2 separate regions of the Homo sapiens genome follow, and region 2 is linked to region 1. Evidence: read pairs that join two places in POLR2A ChIA-PET (ENCODE). Cell type or tissue: A673. All regions are shown on one strand.

The links. Peaks named below come from ENCODE experiments on the same cell type or tissue, not always from the same donor. Only the 100,000 strongest peaks of a DNase experiment are listed, where the experiment ranks them.
Region 2: POLR2A ChIA-PET joins it to region 1 with 8 read pairs; 2 of 35 experiments call an interaction of 5 or more read pairs at or near these places.

Annotation. Positions count from the first base shown.
Region 1 is chr10:104,438,578-104,446,577 of GRCh38, forward strand. The region is part of intron 15 of CFAP58 (cilia and flagella associated protein 58); the gene reads left to right. Among named protein-coding and RNA genes, the nearest start is that of LINC02620, 38 kb to the right of the region's middle. RefSeq lists an enhancer at 6,327-7,526. In A673, no CTCF peak of the experiment used is centred here; a DNase peak (open chromatin) is centred at 3,214; H3K27ac peaks cover 1,150 bases.
Region 2 is chr10:104,845,895-104,853,894 of GRCh38, forward strand. The region is part of intron 2 of SORCS3 (sortilin related VPS10 domain containing receptor 3); the gene reads left to right. Among named protein-coding and RNA genes, the nearest start is that of SORCS3-AS1, 180 kb to the left of the region's middle. In A673, no CTCF peak of the experiment used is centred here; no DNase peak of the experiment used is centred here; H3K27me3 peaks cover 4,591 bases.

The DNA.
Region 1 (8,000 bases):
TGTTAGCCAGGATGGTCTCGATCCCCTGACCTCATGATCCACCCACCTCGGCCTCCCAAAGTGCTGGGATTACAGGCGTGAGCCACCGCGCCCGGCCCATCAATGGGAATTTTTATAAAGCACTTTGGAAAATAATTTTCTATTACCTTAAAAAGTTGAATGTTCATATAGCTTTAAGATGCAGCACTTCCACTCATAGGTCTATATCCTAGAAAGACTTGGACTTGTGAACTTGGGAACATGCACAAGAATGTTCATAAAAACAAAACCTGGGAAATAACCCAAATACCCACTGACAGGTGAATGCAGAGATTGGGAATTCTTACCCAGTGGAATATCAAATCAACTACATGAACAGAAACACACAATAACCATAAGATTTATGGTTCAATAAATCTTAGAACCATATTATTGAGGAAAACAAGCAAGCCAAAGAAAACTAGATACACTCAGATATATTTTCATAAAGCTCAAAGCAAAACTAAGTAACAGATATGTGATAAAACTATATGGAAAAATCAAGGCAATTATGATAATGGGTTTCAGAATGGTGCTTACCTTGGATGATGGTTGTAAGCACAGGGGTGGGTTGGGGAAGGGAGTACGCAGTAGCTTCCTGGTAATGAGAATATTCTATTTCATAAGTTGGGTGATGGGTTTACCCTGAGCATTTATTATCATGCTTTATAGCTATATATGCTATGTATTTTCTTTTGTATGATTTTTACATAATAAAAATTTAAGAAAATGTGCACTATAGTAGTCAGATATATGAAATCAAATTATACTATAATATAATGTTGTCAGTTATGTCAAAAAACCCCAGTCATTTTAATTGGGGTTTACTGGTTATTTGTTCTAATAAGTAGCACATTATTACAATTAAAATGTAAAATTTGTTAATTATAAGACAAAAAACTTATGAGTATTAGATCAGTTTTTCAAGGAAAAAATCTCACTGAAACTTTTATTTTATTGTTTATTTTGAAAATTGGACAGCATTTTATTTCATTTCATTTTGGGAGGCTGAAGTAGGAGGATTGCTTGAGCCCAGGAGGTCAGGGCTGCAATGAGTTGTGATTGTGCGACTGCAATCCAGCCTGGATAACAGAGTGAGACTCTGTCTTAACAACAACAACAACAACAACAACAACATATTTTCAAAGAAAAATAGCAAAAGCTAATTGGAAACCTACTTATTCTTCAACTCCAATTTTCTTTAAATTTGGAAGTGACTTACTGATTTACTATTTTTTTTTTGAGACGGAGTCTCGCTCTGTGGCCCAGGCTGGAGTGCAGTGGCGCGATCTCGGCTCACTGCAAGCTCCGCCTTCCGGGTTCACGCCATTCTCCTGCTTCAGCCTCCTGAGTAGCTGGGACTACAGGCGCCCGCCACCAGGCCCGGCTAATTTTTTGTATCTTTTTTAGTAGAGACGGGGTTTCACCGTGTTAGCCAGGATGGCCTCGATCTCCTGACCTCGTGATCCACCCGCCTGGGCCTCCCAAAGTGCTGGGATTACAGGCGTGAGCCACCGCGCCCGGCCACTGATTTACTATTTTAAACAACTCCTCTTCTTCCCCTTTAAACATTTACCGTCTACGCATGCTAACGTCTCCAGAGATGACTGCTCTAGCATGCATCTATAGGTCCTTGTTTAGCTCCTTTTATCAAAAAATACCAAACACAATTCTATTTTTTGCATCTGAAGGGCTCTATTCACCAAGAATAGGAAAAAAAAATTCTTTGGAATAGCCAATTAAGTTGAATTTTAAAAAAACCACATGAATGTGATTTGGTTGGGTCAGGAATCCATTCCTGTGTTCCCGGTAATCTGATACCCATCCTTGAATCCTTGTAATTCATCCTCCCTATCCTTGCCAAGTTATGATTTGAATCCAATGATCTAGCTTCAAGGATTGAGCCCTCTCCAGTCCAAACATTTATAACCAGCAAAACCAAAGGAAAGGAGGCAAAATGTAATCAGAAAATGTTTCTAGGGAATGAGGAGTTATGTCTGTTATGCGCTTAACAGAGGTACATCAATAACTATCAAATTCCCTCAAACAAATTTCTCCACGGTATTCAGATAAATTTAAGAAATTTAATCGTCATAGAGACAATGGATACTATTTAAAATGGATTAACTTCAAGTGGCTTTATCTATTCAATTTGTCCTTTGATAGTGAAGACCTTTTCAGATCCACAAATACAAATATTACTGCTACTTCTTCTCCCACCAAGATGCATCTGAAATATTTCCCTTTCCGTGGCCCACCAAATTGATATCATCTCCACTTTTGAACTTACCTACACATGCATAGTACTCCTAGCACCTCTTTGGGAACCTGGCATGACTGTTTTGTTTTATAATGACTTAGTTATTTGTTTTTCCATAACTGGATACTAAACTCTAGACCTTACTGATTATTTTTTGGTGGGGAGTGGACAGAGTCTCATTCTGTCACCCAGGCTGGAGTGCAGTGGAGCAATCTTGGCTCACTGCAGCCTCTGCCTCCCAGGTTCAAGTGATTCTCCTGCCTCAGCCTCCCAAGTAGCTGGGATTACAGGCGCCTGCCACCATGCCCAGCTAATTTTTGTATTTTTTGTAGAGATGAGATTTTGCCATGTTGGCCAGGCTGGTCTCAAACTCCTGATCTCGAGTGATTTGCCTGCATCGGCCTCCCAAAGTGCTGGGATTACAGGCGTGAGCCACCGTACCCAGCCGACCTTACTGATCTTTGTGTGAACCTAGAACAGTCACACACATAGAGTTATTGCTAAATAAATACTTAGTTGACTTGAATTTCTCTGGACGTGTTTCATTACTGGCTTTAAGAAAAGTCAACACTATCATGATTTTTAATATGTGCAAATTCTTCACATGGATTAAATTGCTAGGAAAGCAAGCAAACAGCCTTGGTAACAATGTTCAGGCTAGCCTAGAGAATTACATACTTTGTACCAGATTTTACATACATATATTTGCATTTTGGAAATAAAGTCCCTTGCAAAAACATCTCTCAAGAAAGCTTGTGTTGCTTACATCAGAAAGCACCAGAAGCATTTTTCCTATTGTTACAAAAATGGTGAAGGTTAGTGCATGCAAATTTCTCATATGCCTCATAAAACACTTACTCATCTACATCTAAAGCCAAGAACCACTGTGTAACCGACTAGTTCCCTGCTCGTAAGGAACTCGGCTGTGTAATTCTGTTTCATCACCAAATGCCAGCATTTCCTGTCCTCTCTAGGGGGCTTTACTACTTCATGACATCATAAACAAGATAGGCCCAGAGTTCAGTTTAGCTGACATCTTCGTTATAAAACCAATAAACAAGAAAGCCCCAGGGTATTAGGCATTATTTTTTCTTTTCTGAAGCTAGATAGAAATGTAATATGTTTACAGAGTTTCTAATTTATTTTTCTGTTAATGAAAACAGGCATTTCCAGATAAATTAGGCCGTGTTCTAGAGTTGCTTTTATATACAGAGGGAAGTAATTTTGCTTAGAATTTTAAATGTAACTTTTGTCTTTTGTTAAGAATTATGGATGGTAGTGGGGGGATGGAAAAAGGACTGAAACCAAGCACAGAGGCAAAAATGTATTGCCTTTTTTTTTCAATTCTGGAAAAGAGTTATGTGTGCAATTAGGATTTCTGTGTTTAAGGAGGCTGTTTAAAAAGTCAACACATTATTTAGTTGAGGAATGTAGTTTAAGAATTATGCTTACGGCTGGGTGCAGTGGCTCATGCCTGTAATCCCAGCACTTTGGGAGGCTAAGGAGGGCAGATCACGAGGTCAGGAGTTCGAGACCAGCCTGACCAACATGGTGAAACCCCATCTCTACTGAAAATACAAAAATTAGCTGGGCGTGGTGGCATGCCTCTGTAATCCCAGCTACTCAGGAGGCTGAGGCAGGATAATCTCTTGAACCCGCGAGGTGGAGGTTGCAGTGAGCCGAGATGGTGCCATTGCACTCCAGGCTAGGTGAGAGAGTGAGACTCCATTTCAAAAAAAAAAAAAAAAAAGTTATGCTTACATTTTTATATTTATGTGTATCAGTATGTACATGCACATACAAGTAGTCTTTTCAGAGCCAATTAATTTGAATACATTTGCAAGTCTTATGAATTAAAAAAATGTTTGAAACTACTTGAACTATCAGAAAACCTCTACAAATATTGAAGAGATCAAGGCAAAGTTGTACCTCAAGTGATTTTCTGAGTTATACACAACATACATAATAAAAAAATATTGCTCGAAGTGATGGAACTCATAGGACCAGCTCAATAAAGTGAATTATGCAAGCTCTGCTAACTGGAAGATGTTATTGAATGGTTTAATTCAAGTAAAAGTTCTCAACACAAATATATCTGTACCTGTATTGATGTATGTTGGTAAAATACGATGGGCATAGTTTGCTGACCTGACCGTGTAATTGCAGTCAATGAAATTATTAAGCTTCCTCAATAGAATGAGGAGAGCACAACAGCAGGTGCGAGTTATATAGAGAGAGATTCACCATGGTTCTGGCCTTAAAGGCTCAAAATTCAGTTGGAGAGAAATAATGGGTTTATAAAGATAAAATATTGTTGGTAGTAACATGATATCTGTTGACATTTTGAGAAAGAGATTTTCTGTGTATTCTGTGAAGTAGCTTCTCTCAGAAGCAGTGGTTATTGAATAAAAAAAATCAACATTATCTTGAACCCATTGGGTAAGGCTGGAGTGAAGGCAAGATGGAATCTCTTTCCTTGGAGTTCTTGGCACTCAAGCATCTGAGTGGGTAGCTTTTGCCCTGGTAGGTGTAGATAAGCATGTGTCTTTGGTCTGGAGGAAAGCTGCCTGTTTCGCTTGAGTCAGCTTGTTCACAGAGTGAGGTGATTCTTCCCAACTCTCACCCAAGCAAATTGATGACTCCAGGGTGAGCAGAATCAATGCACTGGCATTTGCCAAATACAGATTCAGATGAAAATGGAATAAATTAGTTCCTCTCAGTCAGTTATTGCTTCGTGTATGCGAGCTGAGGAAGAAGGGGTGCTGAGGTGCATGTTGAATGTGAACTACCTTCTGTTTTCAGCTGAAGATATAAACAGACAGTGATTATAAAACTGTAGCTTGGTGGGGAAAGGAGTTCTGTGAGAAACTCAATTTCTCCCTCTGAATTGTACCTGGAGTAGCACTGACTCTTATTTGCATAGGCTGTTCAGAATATGTCTGGAATTTCCATTGTGAGGTTACAGACTGCCACCATGTAATAACAGCATTACTGGAAGCTAATACTGTAATTAATTTCTTACTACCATACTTAGCTGATATTGACAATGAGATGTGTGATTACCCAGCATAACTTGGCAGATTCTTCACAGCAAAAGAATTCATAATCACATCTGATGGCCTGTCCAACGGAGAGAACAGGATGTCTAGGAAGAGGCTATCATTTCAAGGATGGACATAGTATGGTTAGTGCTCTCAAGACATGCTTAGCCAAAGAGAAAGCTAGTATTTTGGTATTAGTAGTTGAGCTTGATTCCAGTACAGCTGTTCATAAAATAGTGAGGCATGCTACAAAGCGATATTGCTGTGCATCACCAGAAAACTCGGAATAAAAGAAATGCCAAACTGAAGATGCAATCTTTTGTTGGTGGGGAAATAATATCCTCTTTATGATATTCTTATGATGTTTCATTGACATATGGTGCTTCTAACCAAGTGACAAATTAATTGACTAAAGAGAAATGGATGTGGCTTAGTAAAGAAGGACAGGATATGTATTATAAGGCAGCTGGTTCTGCCACTGCTGGCTTATGGAGACAATATACATTGGACAGCTAATGAGTCTCTGTTGCATAAGATAGATTCTCTTTATAATAGAATTGCACGCTTTGTCTCTAAATGGGGTTATTATACACACCATTGCACAATGTTTGAAGAGCTTGGTTGGCCCTTGTAGAGGATTACGAGAGAAATAAATTGGAAGACAATGTACTGAAGACCTTCAATCCATCAAACATTTCATATTTATCTAAATTACTAGCACATTCTCCAAAAATATGAGTCTGTATGATACACAAGGCTAGAATGTTAATGCTGACCAGACTTTGCTTTATCAGACAGGTTTTCCACTGTAAGCATTGACCAAAATTCACGCACAGTGAAGCCGGGCAATACACATTCCAACAACTGCCCCCATTCCATTTGCCTCTGCTCTTCATGTATTCCACTATCTTAGTCCCTGAAGTTTCATTTGTTATTTCTTCTACCCACCATGAACACACAGGGCTCACTTGCCCTGGGTTATTTAATTCTCAGAACTTTTTGACTTTGACTACCCAGACAGCTTTAGTGGTAATTCAGTTTCTTCACTTTTCTCCATACTTGTGGGCCCTCACAGTTCAGTTGCTCAGCTATTCTTTATAATAAATCCATTTCAATTAAGGTTAAAGCCTAGAAAGAAATACTAGGCTGGATGTGGTGGCTCAGGCCTGTAATCACAGCACTTTGGGAGGCTGAGGTGAGTGGATAAAATGAGCCCAGGAGTTGGAGACCAGCCTGGGCAACATAGCGAGACCCCGCCTCTACAGAAAGTACAAAAATTAGCCAAGCATGGTGGTGCATGCCTATAGTCCCAGCTACTTGGGAGGCTGAGGTGAGAAGATTGCTTGAGTCCAGGAGGTTGAGGCTGCAGTGAGATATGATTGTGCCACTGTACTCCAGCCTGCGTGACAGAGTGAGACCCGGTCTCAAAAAAAAAAAAAACAACAACAACAACAAAAAACAAACCAAAAGAACAAAAAGGAAAGAAACAAAATATTGGAAGTGACGAAGAAGACAGGATAAATGACAACATCATTCACTCTGTGTCAGAACACTGTACTTTCTATTAGAGGACATGGCAGGGCTTATTCAGATGGTGTAGATGGGGAGATGGAGGAGGTGAGTCATGCTCTTACCATCATTACTCTCTAATGTGGCTTTGAACCTGATTCCACTTTCTGGCTTGATTCTTCTATCCATGATATCATGTAGATGGAATTTTGTAGCTCAATTTTGCCCAAATATTTTCAGGGTGATACCATGTCTTTGAGCCCCAGGGGAAGTTTTGCACAGGAAAGGTGATTCTTGGGGTATATCATCACTAGGTTTTTGACTTGCCAATGGACTGTGGAGGCACCATTAATTCCTGCTGATGCTGAGATCCTCACCTATGTGGTGAGGTGACAATATTTTGTTTCTTTCAAACTTTCTTCTCTGTGTCTTTCTCCTCTCAACCTACCAAGAGTAATTGAAGAGAATTACACCTGTGAAACATTTCAAGATGCTTGGAGTAAGATGGTCTTTTCAGTTTAAGACATTATTATATTCCAAACCAGATTGCTTTCTCTCTGTCATTGTGAGGTTCTTTCCTTTGCAAGTCTATCTGTACTCTGGTATAGAGAAAGGTGAGCTGAAAGAAATGGACAAAACTGTTTCATGGACTTCTCCACATATTTATTACCCTCTCCAAATTGAATCTTGAAGCCTTGTCAGAAGTGTTATTTTCCCAACAGAGTAGGTGTTAAGTGTCTCTAGAAAATAAACTCACCTCCTGATATCTTTCTCAAGATTATATTGTAAGGTGTGACAGGAGGTGTTGTACAGCAAGGGAAGATCATCACTTTGTAATTTGATTTGTTCAAGTTCTCTTCTTTGGCACGGGCTTTTGGATTTCCTTGTCATTTCTGGAATTATTTCTTAAATGGTGAGTATTTTTTTCATATGTGTTTTTCCCAGAGCTTATTCCATCCAAATACTTTTTAAGTTGCATACACTCTTCTATAAATAGAGCTATGTTTTTGTAATGGAGTTTCAATAATTTGGCCAGGGAAAAGGAAAAACTGAAACAAATGGTAACAATGACTAGTTAATGATTTTTCTTTCACCTGATTTTTTATGACTTTTATATTTTCTGCTAAAAGCAGATTATTTGATAACAATACTAAGAATACTTAGCTGTAGGT
Region 2 (8,000 bases), 410 kb after region 1:
AGACGGGAGGCACAGGGAGCAGCTGAGTGCTGGACCAGGTCCGGAGGGTGTGGAGATTGACCAGGTTCACAGAAGGGGCCCAAGCAAAGGGAGTTACTCAGAGCGAATTTACAGATCACAGATTCCATATGGTGTGACCTTATGGGGATTTGGAAAGCTGGTGAATATTATGGGTTTTCCGTGTTGACCAATATCATATATGAGTATATTTTTGTGTTAGGTTTCAGGAGGTTCATGGACCTGATAAAGCCCCAGCTTAGGAGCCACTGGATAGAGTGTGACTGAGGAAAGGGACTGCTCCTAAACTTTCTGGGGGTTTCCCGGTTTGCTGGGACCTCATCGGGAGTCTTCTAACTTTTTACTGTCTTTCTCACGTATCTTCTAAAGATCTGTATCTCCCGTTCTCTTTTCCTGTACTGATAATGATGTATTTTATAGTTAGAGCCTAGAGCCGTATGATTTCCCTTCCTAATACAGTGTGCAGACCAAAGAAACTAAATTAAACATGCACCCTTTCAGCTTCATGATTCGGCCTAACATGCTTAACCAAGTTGAAATTGAATTCAGTGATCTTCTTCAGTGTTCTGTACCATCAAGAAGCCTGGAACAGCAGCTGTCATGACAAGATGACACCCCCTGTCAGGTTGCAATGTGATATAATTATCTGCCTTACTGGATTAATAATTCAGAGGCCATCTACTTCTAAATAGACAAAAGATTGTTTAAAAGCATTAATTTGTGTAGCAGTATCTTGTGCCCTTGTGACATTCTTTCCAGAATACCTTGGTGCTCTTCTACTGGTGGTGGCCAAGGTTATTTCTTCACCACCACCAGAGTAGTTATGTAAATTTGTCGTTTAGCACAACCATCTGTTGGTATCCCTTAGTCAAAAAACACTTTACCTATAAGATATCATGTGTAGAGAGTTCATGAGGTTGGGGACTGACTTGTTTAAAGGAACCAGGGCTTTCCCTGAGTTACCTGGGTCATAAGGCTGAGATTAGGAGCACTCCCTGGCTCTTCATCTGAGCCTCCTTCCACAGTGTCATATATCCATCTTCAAAAATGGAAAGTCTGCAGCTAGACAGACATAACCCTCCTATTTATGTCTCTTCCATTCCTAACAAATGTAGGCCATTGTCATGTGGTAGGGTGGTGCTATGGACTCAAAGGGAGGACCACATCTTTCTCATTTCCATGAGAACTGCATATGGTGCATGCTTTGGTGCCATATTTATGCCCTCTGCACTCGTGGATGCGCGTGTGTCTCTGCCTCAGTTGGTGGCATTCATGGTCCTCAATTAGGGAGGAAGGATGTCACTTTTCTCTGGAAGTGGAAACTCTGATAGTGCCAATTAATCCACTGCTCGAGGTTATTAAATCTTTACTTTTGAACATATGTCCTGGTGAGGATTTATGTTTCTGATTGGCAGATCGTTTCTTGGACTCATTTCTGTATGTCTTGGACATGAGCCCTTGGACTGATAAACAAAAACTTTAAAGAAGTTTAAGTTACCCCCTTCTGGAGGGAAATGAGTTAGCAAGCAATTCTCCAGCTTCTGCCTGTCCATCCTAAGCATGACTGTTCATCAAGGGTCCCTGACTGATCAGCTTCAGAACAAAATATACATGGTAAAGGAACTTCAGGTGTGAGGTCACCACAGGTATGCAGTCCCCACAGGTGCAAGGTGTCCACAGGTGTGAGGTCTCTGCAGGAGCTCTCCTCTGGCTGCTGGTCTAGGGTCTTCACAGAGCTAAATGAATTTGCAGTTGTCTAGGCATGAGAGGAAACAGGAATCATTTGCAAAGAATGATCCCTTCAATTGGTAGACCTTGGTTCTTCACCTCTCTCCTCTCTTGCTTTATTGCACCCACCCTTAGCCTTGCTTTATTGCACCCACCCTAGTAGTATGGGAGCCATTCTACTATTAGAAAAGCAACCAGACTGCACAGCCATTCTTCCTGTATGCCTGGCTTCAGGATGCACCATAATTGATTATGATATATATGGAGAGTACGGATTCCCAGGCACTTCCTGCTGGAGACCTTTCATGACCCTCCTTTCTGGGTGGGAGGCTCCTCTTCTGCTTATGGGTAGCTTTATATCCTTACACCATACTGGTGATTCGTTCCTAGCCTGTGAACTTCTCAAGGGCAGGGACCGTGTGCCTTAGTTGTTTCTGGATCATTGACAATGCTTAGCATTTCAACTATACTAAATAAGGATTTGGAGACCTGACGAAAGTTTTCAATAGCCCCAAACCAATCCCAGCACCAGCCCCGCCTTGCCGTGTCCCTTTCCATGTATTGAGTTGTCTCATACTCCTGCCACTTGGGGATTCTGTGACTTTTCATCTGGTTCACAAGCTGTTGTCTGGACCACTTATTTCCTCCTTAATTGTTCTGTCAGTGACCTTTCTCGGGGATGCTGCTTTTTTAAAATAGAAAATGGAGACCTTTTGAATTTATGAATTTTTTGTTTGCCAAGAAAACCCTGATAATAATTGCTAAGACTTCCCAGAAGTTATTAGTTTACAAATTTTAATGACACTCATGATTTATTTATGCACTTCCCTCCCTCTACAGCTGCTCACCCCAATTCCTTGGTGGAATTCCTGCTGAATCTGAGTGAATTAGTGGAAACAAAACTGCAGATTGGAATGACATTTTTTGCTAGGCTGTTAATTAAAAGCCTTCCACCCCATTCGCTAGGCTCTTTATATGTGAGGTCCCGAAGGCTGGGCTGATATAAGCTGTGAAATCCTCCGTCTAAAACTGGGACGGTCTCCTATTTGTTTGCTGTGGTAATCAATCTGGTGGAAACTCCTGAATGGGTCACAGAACTTTCAACTGAACCTATATTAATCGAGCACCCATTATGTAAGCAGCCCTGCGCTCATTGCTGGGAGATACAAAGTATGTTATGCTTGCTATCCTCAAGGAATGTTTCATTTGGTTGGAAGATAAGATGAATGTACATGGGAAACAACAGCAGGCATATGCAAGAATATATACATATCCACAGAATACAGTGCATTTTGCAATGACTGGCTGTGCTCTAGAAATACTTGTATGTTTATTATTACCACCCCACTTCATTCCATAAAAAATACAAAACAATTCTAGGAATGAATCGGAGAAGAGAGCAATATGGCAAATATATTTTGTTTTGCTATTTAATATATTATATCCTATTTTTCCATTGGGATGTGTGAGCTTCTTAAAAAGAAAAACAGCCAGGCCTGGTGGCTCATGCCTGAAATCCCAGCACTTTGGGAGGCTCAGGCGGGTGGATTACCTGAGGTCAGGGGTTCACGACCAGCCTGGCCAACATGGTGAAACCGTGTCTCTACTAAAAAATACAAAAATTAGCTAGGCGTGGTGGTGGGTGCCTGTAATCCCAGCTACTCGGGAGGCTGAGGCAGGAGAATCACTTGAACGCGGGAAGCGGAGGTTGTAGTGAGCTGAGTTGATGCCACTGCACTCCAGCCTAGGCAACAGAGCGAGACTCCATCTCAAAAAAAAAAAAAAAAAAAAAAAAAAGGAAAGACTATTTCAGGTATTGGTAGTTCCCATGGTTCCTAGAAACACCTGGTGACAGTGGGTGGCATATATAGTGTTTAAAGGGGGTAGGTCTTGGATTCAAACAGCCTGGATGTGAACCCGAGCTCTATTGCTTACTAGCTATAACACCTTGAGCAATGTTTTCATCTCTTTGAGCCTCAGTTTACTTTTCCATAAAAATAGAATGATAATAAAGTCTATCTCATATAGGTTTTGTGGAAATTCAGTGAAATAATGCATGGAATGCAAAAGTTGTCAATGTAATCAGTATTTAATATAATAATTCTGGTTTGTTCATACCCTGTTAGCTCAGCAGCCTCAGCCAGGCTCCAGATGACAACTGTGCTAATACCTTTAGGAGGATGGGGTACAGAACAAATCTAGACTCCTAGGCACATCATGCCTGGAAATTGTGCATTTCTACTTGAGAGAGAATATTCCTGTCTTCCCCTTTATGTTCTCATCTGTGTTTGGCAAAAGGTGAAAGTTAACGTATTTCTTGGTTTTCATACACCAGATGCTGCTGCTGCTGCTGATTTGGGGCACAGGATGCAAACAAAGTACAATCTGATTTTCAATTTCTTCAACACAGTGTTAACTCGGTCTTTATTGGTTTCCTTTTCATATAACTTTTGGAGGGCCTAAGCCCATTGAAGAGCTTTGCTATCTCCCAAATAATTAACATGGAAGGCAGGGTGGGGCCATGCATGTTTCTCAAACTTGTTGCATCCTCAGAATTACTTGTGGAATGTGTTAAACATCTAAATTTATGGGCCCTACCCAAGAGATTTCAATTTAGTAAGGCTGGTCATTACTCAGGAATTTATTATTTCAAAAGCTTCAGCCAGGTGCGGTGACTCGCACCTATAATCCTAGCATTTTGGGAGGCTGAGGCAAGCAGATGGCTTGAGCTCATGAGTTCGAGACCAGCCAGGGAAACATGGTAAAATCCCGTTTCTACAAAAAATGTTAAAAAATTAGCCAGGCATGGCGGCATGTGCCTGTAGGCCCAGCTACTGGGGGACTGAGGCGGGAGGATCTCTTGAACCTCAGGAGGTCGAGGCTACAGTGAGCTGAGATCAGCTACTGCACTCCAACCTGGGTGACAAAGTGAGACCCTGTCTCAAAAAGAAAATAAAAGCTCCTTGGTTGATTCTGATCCTAGGTAGGATTGGGAACCACTGAACTCACCCGAGGAAGCTTGGGTTCTAGGCCCACCTCTGTTACTAATTAATCAGATTACTCATGCCGTCCTTCTGTTTCTTCACAAATAAAGGTATTAGACGAAATGATCTTTTGAAACTCTTTCAACTCTGAGTCCACAGTCTCTGCCATACTGGGAAGTCAAACAGGAAGCACACACAGGATTTATGATACCCAAAAGATACCTTTCCTGAGCTAACAGCACTGCTTCTGAGCACAACCACCTTCTTTCATAAAATCTGCTGGTGAAGTTGCAATCCAAGTGTCAATAAAATAACTTACTCTGCTAACTTGCTGTTCACTGATGGATATTATCCAGTTGGCAGACATTAGCCAGAACACCTGTCTAAACTACTTAGTTTGAATTCATTAAACATAGGGAGCATCATGCAATCTATGAAAGTCTTTGTTCTGAGAAAAAAAAATAGAATGAGAAATGAGTTTGCTCTAAATATTGGGCCCTCAGACATCTTACTTTGCTAGAGAATTGAGAAATGAGAACACTGGAGAAGTAGATCTGGATTACAGATTTAATATTTTCCTATTTATTATGGGAAAGAGGGCTTCTTTTTATGCCTCTTTTTTCTTCCACTAGGCAGGACTGCAGCGTGCATAAATCTTGATTTTTGGCCAGTGGCTGAGAGAATGTAACACTTTTCTATGGATTGTGTCTGTGGATTGTTATTTTATGTTGTATTCCCTTTCCTCCAAATGCAACACCATTTTATCACAATCTTAAATAACCCTGCCATTTGGATAAAAGGTGTGAAATTCTGCCCATCCCTGTCCACAGCCTGAGCTCTCTCTCATTTTCTCAGCAGTCAATTCATTAGCCTTCTAATGCAGTTGATAAGTGAATAGGATCAGACAGTCTCTTCTAAAATAACATTTATAGGTGGATGCATTTCCTTGCTCTCTAAGGTAGGCCTTAATTTATTTCCCTGCCAGATGTCCATGTGTGTAAAACTGTGATAGGTGGGCCCTTGGAATGTGGTTTGAAGCCAAAAGAAAAAGAAAAAAATTCAACTCACACAGAGCCTATCTATTTTCAAGTTTATAGGAGAGTGATTTGATATACCCCATTCCTGCTTATATATATAATGACTATAAAGATTAGGTAGTCAAACTTTCATAGTTACTTTCTCATCGTTTGGTGGCCAATTACTTTATTGGACATAGTCTATAAATGTCATTAGGAGGTTTCTGGCAAATTCCCTTGTAAGACCACTGCCCTAGACATTATTTGGGTGAAAATATGTAAACTGGTAAAAGACGTCTCCTCCCTGTTACACGTCTGTGAGATTTCTTTATAAGAATCACTGAACTTAGGAAGTTTTTTATATCTTAATGTTGCTTCCAAATGTTTTGTGCCCAAGTTAAAGCTAAAGCTGAGCTGTCTTCCAATACATAAGGTTTATCTTGTAAAAGATTCCCCCCTTCACTGCTATTATTCTCTTAAACTTGTATACTATTTTTAGTCATTGTCCACATGAATACGGGACAGTTCTAATATTTCTGGGAGGAATGTAAGGCCTGTGTAATTGAACATTCCATTTTGCAGACAGATCTGTGGTCCCTAGTGGGTTTGTGGTCAGTGATTTCAGATCTGGGACCCCAATCTGGATCTTCCAGTTCTCAGCAGCCCCTTTTTCTTGCTGTCATGTTGGTAAGCATGCTTTCCTGGCCTTACAGATTTGGCAACCATTCATGTTTCATGTGAGATCTATGGCCGAGGGACTATTTTGGGACTAGTAGTTTCCTTGGATATTTGCCTAAGTGATTTTCAATTCACGTGGATTATGAGAATCACCTGGGAAATTTAAGAAAAGTCAGTTTCCTGGGCCTTATTCTAATCCCACTGAATCAACTTCTGGGGTCAGGATCTATGAACTTATAGTTTTAAAGAACTCCCCTCTTGATTCTGATGTGCCACTGATCCAAGGCACTTTATGGCCATCTTTGCTTCTAAAATGTCATTTGCTTCTAAAGTTGTTTTGGATAACTCTCCCACAGCATACCACCTTTCCCTCTACCCATCTTTCTTCCTTCTGGCTCAGAGTGATGAGCGTAATCATTCATGCAGAAATCCATAGTTGCTCCCTCCTCTTTATAATGACGACCATAAAGGTTAATAATTGGAATGTGCTCTGGCACTTACTAATGAGCTTACATTCTGTCAGCATCAGGGCTGTTTAATTGGGCAATTAACACTGATCTTAGAGAGTGGTTCCACAAGAGAGTGGTCATGAGGTGCTGCTCCCCTGGAGCTGTGCTTGAGATAAGCCTTATGAGGGTCAGTTGGCCGTCAGGAATCTAGGTTCTGGTGGGGATCAGAGGACACAAAAACTGGGGAATAGGCCGGGCGCGGTGGCTCATGCCTGTAATCCCAGCACTTTGGGAGGCCAAGGCGGGCGGATCACAAAGTCAGGAGTTCCAGACCAGCCTGACCAACATGGTGAAACCTCATCTCTACTAAAAATACAAAAAGTTAGGCAGCCATGGTGGCGGGCACCTGTAGTCCCAGCTACTCAGGAAGCTGACGCAGGAGAGTTGCTTGAACCTAGGAGGTGGAGGTTGCAGTGAGCCAAGATTGCACCACTGCACTCCAGCCTGGATGACAGAATGAGACTGCGTCTCAAAAAGCAAAACAAAACAGAACAAAAGCTGGGGAACAGATTCCAGGTGCCTTTTGAAGGCTTTCTATTCATAAAGGTTTTTGGTTGCAAGTAACAGAAACCATTGCTAACTTAAGCAAGATATAGGATTTGTTGGAAGGATACTGGAATTGCCCAACATTTGGAAGAAGAGATGAGCAAAAAAACCCCAGTAGTGACAAAATTCTAGGAATCTCCAGCAACCATAGCAGCTGGATGTCATGGATTTACACTCCAGTGAGCTGCTATGAGATGACAGCTGCCTCCTTTGAGGTTTAAATTCCTGGAAGAGAAAATGGAAGAGACCACTTGGGTCAAGGAGTCGAAACTTTAACTGTATTTAGTAGGTAAGAGTTTCCTGGCCCAGCTGGCCCTGTTGTTCGTATCTATGCATAGAGAGACTGGGATGATCAGCAGCAGGGCGGCACATGGTTCTGGGAATACCAGACATCACAGATACCACATGCTTCCTGATGGATTCTAGTGTACAGATAAATATGTACAATTTTAAAGAACATCCCTCCAATTATAATATTTATTTAAGAGGCCATCAGTTATTATGTGTCAGAGAATGTTCCA